Regions from separate parts of the Homo sapiens genome. Here region 1 is linked to region 2. A link is an interaction called in ENCODE POLR2A ChIA-PET data of the cell type or tissue named here. Cell type or tissue: PC-9. All regions are shown on one strand. Each heading gives the region's core, and the rest is flanking DNA. Links, peaks and the distances in the headings are about the cores only. Region 1 has its middle 20 kb from the start of TMCC3. Region 2 overlaps FGD6 (FYVE, RhoGEF and PH domain containing 6).

Region 1 (4,397 bases), core at 162-4,161, 530 kb before region 2:
TATATTGGAAATCCTTCCATAAATGTTTGAGGATTTAAATACAGTGTGTACTAATATTTTTTAAACATTCGTTTTTCTATAAAAGCAAGCCTAAAACTAATATTAAGGTCATACTCATGGAGGAAAAGATGCAGTATCAAACAAATGTCAGTTTTCCCTAAAAGTCAATCAATAAATGAAACACAATCCAGTAAAAAAGGATTTTTCCAAAAACTTGACAAGCTTATTTTAAAATTTGATGGAAGAGGCCAGGCACAGTGGCTCACGCCTATAATCCCAGCACTTTGGGAGGCCAAGGCAGGTGGATCGCTTGAGGCCAGGAGTTGGAGACCAGCCTGGCCAACATGGTGAAACCCTGTCTCTACCAAAAATACAAAAAAGTTAACTGGGTGTGGTGGCACGCGCCTGTAGTCCCAGCTACTTTTCAGTGAGCCGAGATCATGCCACTGCACTCTAGCCTGGGCGACAGAGCAAGACCCTGCCTCATTAAAAAAAAAAAAAAAAAAAAAAAAATCAGCGTAAGAGGGGCCAGGCGTGGTGGCTCATGCCTGTAATCTCAGCCCGTTGGGAGGCCAAGATTATTGGATTGCTTGAGACCAAGAGTTACAGACCATCCTCGGCAACATGGCTAAATCCATCTCTACGAAAAAAAAAAAAAAAAGCTGGGCATGTGGGCATGGTGGCACTGCACGCCTGTAGTCCCAGCTACTTGGGGAGGCTGAGGTGGGAGGATCGCTTGAGCCCAGGAGGTGGAGGTTGCAGTGAGCCAAGATCGGGCCACTGCACTCCAGCCTGGGTGACAGACCGAGACCTTGTCTCAAAAATAATAAGCAAACAAAATGAAAAATAAAATTCAATGGATGAAAAAATACAACTTGGGGGAAAAATATGGGGAGTAGGGGCAGACAGAGTGAGCTCTCCCTACCAGGTAGCCAGACATTTTATTGGCAATAGTTCAGGTGATTAGGAATTGGCACAGAGACCCAGGAAGAGAGAGCTCAGAAACAGGCTCATGCACATATGAAAGCACAATCTAGGATGGAGGTGGCATCAGAAATCAATGTGGAAAGGAAATAATTGGTAGTTCATATTGAAAAGAGTGAAACTGCAGTAGATCCCTGAATACCAAACCAAAATTTAAAATGCAGGTGCAATTGTTTCATCTCAGAACATTCTTGGTTTTTTTGCTGTTGCTGTTTTTGCTTGTTTTGCTTTTTTTGAGACGGAGCCTCACTCTGTTGCCCAGGCTGGAGGGCAGTAGAGCAATCTCTGCTCATTGCAACCTCCACCTCCGGGGTTCAAGCGATTCTCCTGCCTCAGCCTCCTGAGTAGCTGGGATTACAGGTGCCCACCACCATGCCCGGCTAATTTTTGTATTACAGGTGCACACTGCCACCCCCAGCTAATTTTTGTATTTTTTGTAGAGACGGGGGTTTCACCATGTTGCCCAAGCTGGTCTAAAACTCCCGATCTCAACTGATCTGCCCGCCTCAGCCTCCCAAAGTGCTGGGATTACAGGCGTGAGTCACTGTGCCCAGCCCACATTTTCTATTATTGATAATTCATTGGGAATTCTAGATGGACTGTATAATACATAAATTATACATTGATATCCATTGTTCCTACTTGATCAATAAATAGGAATAAATTAAGAACAATAAAAGGAACAAATGATTTTTAAGAAACTATCTTGAAGAGGCCTACACCACAGGGTACAAAAACACATTTTTTTCCTTCTTTAAAGTACTGAATCAAGCAAAAGTCCCTTATGGCTTTATAAAGGTCACACTTTTAGAATGGAGCTGGAGGCCATCAAATATACAGAGGGACTCCATGACTGTGCAAAGTACTTCTAAAGACTTCTTTGAAGCTAACTCTATAAAGCTGAAACCAAAATCCAGCCAAACAATGACTGCTCTGGTGCTGTTAACAGCACCTCTCCACTCATCTCCATCTGGGCTGTTAACCGAGCGCAGCTTGGCTTTATCTTAATTCACCCGGATCGAAGCGGGTTAATTCTCAGCGTAACCCCATGCATCAGACATTCCTAGCATTCAACATCAGCATGAACACAGCTCTCTGAATGCCACATAGTTTCCTTACACTTCCGTATGCCTGAACCTGTGGTCCAAATTTTTCCCTGACTTCAAAGGAGGTCAAAATCCCAAAACTGGGCTTTGATGGGGAAAAAATGTTCCAAAGACGTCATACACCTAGAACATGTTTCACACACGTGCTAGATCATCTCTCCAGAGAGTTTATTTCCTGCTTGAAAGTGGTTTCACCTGTTTTTCTAGGTCTCCTTCTTGGATTCTCCTGTTTGATGCTGCGGCGATCTCATAACAGAAATGTGATATTGCTATAACTATTTGTATTACTTTGCTCAGGCTGCCATAGCAAAATACCACAGACTCGGGGGCTTAAACAACAGAAGTTTATTTTCTCACAGTTCCAGAGGCTAGAAGTCTAAGACCAAGGTGCCAGCAGGGTTGGTTTCTCTGAGGCCTCTCCCTTTGGTTTGCAGACAGCTGCCTTCTTGCTGTGTCCTCACATGGTCATCCCTGGTGTCTCTCAGTGTGTCCAGGTTTCCACTTCTTCGGTTTTTTTTGTTTTGTTTTGTTTTGTTTTGTTTTTTGAGAAGGAGTCTCACTCTGTGACCCAGGCTGGAGTGCAGTGGCACAACCTTGGCTCACTGCAACCTCCGCCTCCCGGGTTCAAGCGATTCTCGTGCCTCAGCCTCCTGAGTAGCTCGGATTACAGGCTCATGCCACCACGCCCGGCTAATTTTTGTATTTTTAGTAGAGATGGGTTTTCACCATGTTGCCCAGGCTGGTCTGGAACTCTTAACCTCAGGTGATCCGCCCAGGTGGATTACAGAGGCGTGAGCCACCATGCCTGGCTGGTTTCCTCCTCTTACAGGGACATCAGATAGATCAGAACCCAGCCTAATGGCGTTGCTCTAACTTCATTACCTCTTTAAGGGTCCTATCTCCAAATGCAGTCACATTCTGAAGTACTAGGGTCTAGGGCTTCAACATACCAATGTTACAGGGGCACAGTTCAGTCCCTGACACCACTCATGCGATGATGAACTTGGCAAATGTATGGAAGCAGCTGTGCCTGGAGATAAGGGGGAATAGCAGCTGGGGAATGAGAGAGTAGGGATCTTGAAACCTACAAAGAAACTCCACATTCCTGGGAAAATAAAGCCCTGATTTCCTTTGTTGAAATCTGCTCATTTTGATTAGGTACTTTCTTAAACCCCTACTTTAATTTTGCATAGAGATAGAGCTACATAAAAATTTCCATCCAAAGAGATAACTAAAGAGGTAATGACCCATAGAATGTCTTTAACAGCTCTTCCTAGTATGCAGTCTTCTTTTCTTAAGAACAGCTACAATTCTCAATATGCCATTTCTCTGCATAAAGTATATGTGCACAGCCTGTGATATATGAATAGAAAGGGAGAGTGTGGGGAGAGGAACAGAGGAGATGAGGGAACAAAGGAAGGCAGTGAATGGAGATTTTTAAAGAAAGAAGTTCAGTGTGAAAAATACACACAAACTCCTGAGAGGTAGGAATGTACTGCAAAGATGCTTCTCTGAATGAGAAGCCAGGGCAGGCCCAACCAAGTGAATTTCTGGTATGAAAAGAGGTACCAGGAAGGAAAAAGAAGTATAAAGTTTTTAATAAGACCAAGTGATTCAGTTTTGAAATGAGATATAATCTAACTTAAAGGACTTGGGAGACAAGTGAGAACGTGGAGTTATCAGTGGAGACAGTACCATAGCAGCTGGGGGCAGAAAGTTCTGCCTTTGTCTGTGGGTTTTGCAGGTCAAATAAACAGTATCCCCAAAGATTCAAACCTGAGGCTTGCAAAGGACTCTCCAGTTCCAGATTCTGGTGTTAAAAGTCTGTATCATGCCTAAATAAATATATTTAAAGAGCTGTGGCCAAAGATGTGGTTTTATAATTACATATTGATTTATATTGGATTTCTTGGTTGGCTGCAGAGTTTGGAATCTTTCCAGCATTACTTTCTTGCCAATTTCTAGGTAGCTTATAGCAATTTCAAAGTACCTCCAATTATACATTTTCAACAGATGGGATTATTAAATGCTTAGTGCAAACAATGATCCATAGATGTGTTACCACCCACCAGTAGACAAAGCCGAGCTTCTCTCTGCTCCACTCTCATTCCAATAAATATTTACATCCTTCCATTTACTCATTTCAAGACTGTAGGATATGGAATTTCATTGCTCTTTTAAGGTGAGTGCAAGAAATTGTTAATGGTTTCTGGATTTTCCAATTAACTTGCTCTCAGAAGAATTTATCTTTAGTATAAATAACAGAATGGTTCATGGTCTGTAGATATTTTCATCTACACATCCAAG
Region 2 (4,397 bases), core at 155-4,154:
GTAAGTATGCAAACAAACAGATTTGCCAGAACTGTGTGGCTACAATTCTAACACGAGAAACACAAAGTTAAAGAGGCATACAGATTTTTTACATTTCCTGAGCTGTCTCTGAAAATAACTTACAGGAAAGGGCTGCTGTTGAATATCAGTCCCAACCCCCACCTTCTAACTGTGCATAATCTTAACTGTGCTACGACAACATGGAAATGTTCATAGGCTGTTAATGTATACTCTAATCCTTACATTGAAATCCAACAATACCATGAGGTGGTAAATGTAACCAAAGAGAGAGGTCTTCTAGACTAGGTTTCCTGATTTACAATGAAAATCCCATAATAGGACTTGCAGTGTCATTCAGCAGCTCTTCAAGACCAGTCTCAAATTTAAAATGGGGAGAAACAAAAACTTAGTACTTTCTTTCATCAGAGATGAGGGTATACTGATTCATTTAAAAGAAATAATTTTGAAGTTCAATTTATGTTGAATTCTGGTGCTTGAAGACCAAAAGATAAATCCAAACCTGTCAAATGACAGGCACTTCTGGGCAAAGTTTCAAGGGACAACAATCCACATTTCTGATTCCACTTCCTCTCTTCTCAGTCCCAGTTTGCAATCTGGCTCCTTCTCCAACAGTACCACTAAAACTGCTCTCACCAACATTAAAAAACAACCTCCTAAACACCAGATCTAATCACGCCCATTTAAAAAAGACTTGGTTCAAGTGTTGCCATGTAGGTGATGTTTTCTTTAATACCCTATTCAGGGTACAACTAAGAAAAAGACAACTAATTAGTAAAACCATGTATTATAAATTTCTGTCACCTCAATGGGCAGAAGTTCCTTGGGAGTAGGCATCACTTTTCACCTTTGAAAGTACAATGCTTGACATATGGTCAGTATCTGTGAAATAAATAAATCGAGGGTTTGCTAAGTTGCCTAGGAAAACCCAATTATCATACTTTTTCTTTGAAATATTTATAATAAGAACAAATTGAAACAACACAGGAAAAACTTGGAATGTTTCCAGGGACAGTTTTCTTTATAGAATCAAGAAATCTGCCTCAATTTCAAAAAGGAAATTCCAACATTTGGACACTATTATTTTGCTGATTTGTCTATAGCCCTTGAATAAGGGTTACAGACAAAGGCTCAAAGGCTCAAATTTTAGGAACTTCTCTCTGAACATCAAACTTCTTAAATAAAAATAGTAGTAAATGGGTACCCATCACCTGAATATCAATAAGATAGAAAGATCCTTTGCCTGCTGGCTATTTTATGTTTATTATATCTGAAACATTTCAAGGAAGAGGTCTCATAACTATACTCCCAAAATGTCAGAATAATCCAGAGTGGCTCACAGTTGCACTACCAACAAAACTGCCTCTGAGAACCCGGAGCGGTGACTAAATGATGACCTATCTGGAACACCTAAAGCTATGGTTTCTCCAGCCATGGGAACTTCCCTTCCAGTCTCCTTCATCTTCAGGTTTGGCTGTTCGTCCTTTCTCCTCTGGGGTTTCTCAGTGCCACTCCTTACACCCTCATCCAGTCTCCTCCTCTGGTTTCTTCTACTCACTCTGCCAGGCATCAGAAACTCAATTAGCCGAATGATGCAGTTAGCAAAGGAGAACGGGGAGGGAAAGAGAGAAGGGATTGGAATAAGAAGAAAAGGAGGTAGAGAAACTCACTGCCTACTAATTCCCAGCCACTACCCTACCCTTCCCCCTTATCACTCCTGACGACTTTCAGTCTTCCACACAGCTCACCCAGCCCCCAGTTTCCTCATTCTTCCTTAGTCATCTCATCCTTCCCACAAACCCTGGGGCCCCAGGCCTTGTAGATTTGCTCCTCTGAGATCCCAGGTGCTTAACCCCACCCTGGCTACCGCCTCAGCCCCAGCTTGCATCACAGGGACACACGTGCATGCACGCGCACACACACACACACATACACAGTCAGAGATAATTCACCTCCCTTGGGCTGGGGTAGGGAGAGGAGTGGAGGGGAAGACAGGGCAGTAATGGTTAATATAACCTGCGGACTAAACTGAGGACTTCACCACCATTTCAAAGCTGTTTCTTTGGGAAATACACTCTGAGTTCCAAATTACCATGAACTTTTAGAACACAATCCTTTTAGGAATTGGGGACTGCCTACAACTACTTTCTGATAAATTGTAAACATGTTGTTATAAATTTGTAAATGTAGGCTAGGCATGGTGGCTGACGCCTATAATTCCAGCACTTTGGGAGGCTAAGGCAGGAGGATGTCTTGAGACCAGGAGTTCGAGACTAGCCTGGGCAACAAGGTGAAACCCCATCTCTACAAAAAATACAAAAATTAGATGGGTGTGGTGGCACATGCCTGTGGTACCAGCTACCTGGGAGGCTGAGATGGGAGGATCACTTAACCCCAGGAGGTCAAGGCTACAGTGAGCAGTGATGGTGCCACTGTACTCCAGCCTGGGCAACACAGCATGACTCTGTCTCAAAAAAAAAAAAAGTAAATGGTAAGCAATGGATTTATGAAACATCTATATTCTAAAGAATAAGACCATATGGGCTACACCCAAGCTTGTCAAAAGTCTGTTTACTAACCAGAATTTGGTTGGTCACATGTGTAGACTCTGTAAAATACATGATTCAGTGAATTAGAGCCCTGACCCAGACTTTCTTCCCTGAAGGTTGAGAAACTAAGACACCCTTGTGATGACCCCAGCAGAAAAATCTTAAACAGAGTTCATTTTCACTTTTTCTTATCATTTTAGAACCCCAGTCAGTGTACTGGATTTTGAATTAAGTATTCTAAGGCACAGGTCTGTATTTTCAACAGCGAGATTACCAAACAGGACCCTTTGAGCTCACCTGAAATGTATGCCTCACTGTTCATTTATTTGATCTCAGGGTGTCAAGGTGTCCTCCTCAGGAAGACTTGAATTTCTTTTCTCCTCTATTCAATGTTGTTTACAAGAGGAACAACCTCCCAGGCAATACTGTGATTCTGACCCTATGACTCAGGGCTTTTGATTCCTCTGGCACATTTTAGTAGTCTCAAGCCTGTTGCAGGCTCCCTGCTGCAGGCCTAAACAAAAGTCTCCTTGGAAAGCGAAATTCAAAAGCAAAGCTCACCCAGCTTTTACCAGGCTGCCCTACTTGACAGCCTATAACCTGTCCAAAGCCGCCCTGGTTTCCTGTGGCCTCCAGAAAGAACTCTCCTTATGCCACTGGCTGGCTGCGTCCATTAACCCCTTCTCACCAGCTTCCACCCAGTCGAGTAGCAGGCCCTAACAAACTAAGCAGCATAACAGATAAAAAACAAGCTCCAGGATTGGCAGAGATAATGGTAAGCCCTTAGGGTTTAAGCCTGATGGCCAACAGAAAACACACCCCAATGGCCAAACCTCCAATTTCAAGAAAAAATTGTACTCATTCACAAATAAAGTGATTAAAAAAAAAATTTATCTTAGGCAAGGATAGTAGTACATTGTGAAGAAGCCAACCAAACTTATTACACACAAAAAAATATGCAAAAGCATGTTTAAAAAAAAAAAGGATAGTACCAATAAAATGGTTCTGCAGAGAAGAGCAATCCTGAAAACAGACAATTTGAAATATTTATGCCAAGAACCGGTAGTGGTGGCTCATGCCTGTAATCCCAGCACTTTGGGAGGCTGAGATGGGAGGATCACTTGAGCACAGGAATTTGAGACCAGCCTAGGCAATACAGGGAGACCCTATCTCTACAAAAAATAAAAAATAAAAATCAGCTGGGTGTGGTGGTATGCCCCTGTGGTCCCAGCTACTTGGGAGGCTGAAGGTGGGTGGGGATCACTTGAGCCCAGGAGTTACAGGCTGCGGTAAGCCTTGACTATACAACTGTACTCCACCCTGGGAGACAGAGAGGGGACCCTGTCTCCAAAGAAAAAAAAAAAAAAAAAGAAAAAGAAGTACTTATGCCAAGGAAGGAGCTTTTTGCCTAGGTACTAATATTCAGGAAGCAGAAATATGAAAACAGAATGCAGCTGGCTGTGAGAAAAATTAGACAAGGGAGGAAAGTAGCCATTTTTAGGCAAAAGGAGGAAGGGCAGGAAAGACTGACTACGAGTAAAGAGAAATGCTATGAGAATACCTGACAGTTAAAGGAACTTAAAATAATTTACTTTACTTGGTACGCTGACTTGCTCGACAATTTTATTTATTCAATTCACCCAACAATGCTTTTTTTTTTTTTTGGAGCCCCCAAGATATGCTTTGGCTGTGCCCCCACCCAAATTTCACCTTGAATTGTAGTCCCCATAATCCCTACATGTCGTGGGAGGGACCCGGTGGGAGGTAATTTAATCACGGGGGCGGTTTTCCCCCAAGCTGCTGTTCTAGAGATAGTGAGTGGGTTCTCAC

Evidence for each region. Peaks named below come from ENCODE experiments on the same cell type or tissue, not always from the same donor. Only the 100,000 strongest peaks of a DNase experiment are listed, where the experiment ranks them.
Region 1: POLR2A ChIA-PET joins it to region 2 with 6 read pairs; 3 of 35 experiments call an interaction of 5 or more read pairs at or near these places.

What each region holds. Positions count from the first base shown.
Region 1 is chr12:94,667,980-94,672,376 of GRCh38, forward strand. No RefSeq gene overlaps it. Among named protein-coding and RNA genes, the nearest start is that of TMCC3, 20 kb to the left of the region's middle. In PC-9, for the core only: no CTCF peak of the experiment used is centred there; a DNase peak (open chromatin) is centred at 2,312.
Region 2 is chr12:95,202,779-95,207,175 of GRCh38, forward strand. The region is part of intron 2 of FGD6 (FYVE, RhoGEF and PH domain containing 6); the gene reads right to left. Among named protein-coding and RNA genes, the nearest start is that of FGD6, 12 kb to the right of the region's middle. In PC-9, for the core only: no CTCF peak of the experiment used is centred there; DNase peaks (open chromatin) are centred at 1,463, 1,823 and 3,003; H3K4me3 peaks cover 3,095 bases; H3K27ac peaks cover 4,000 bases.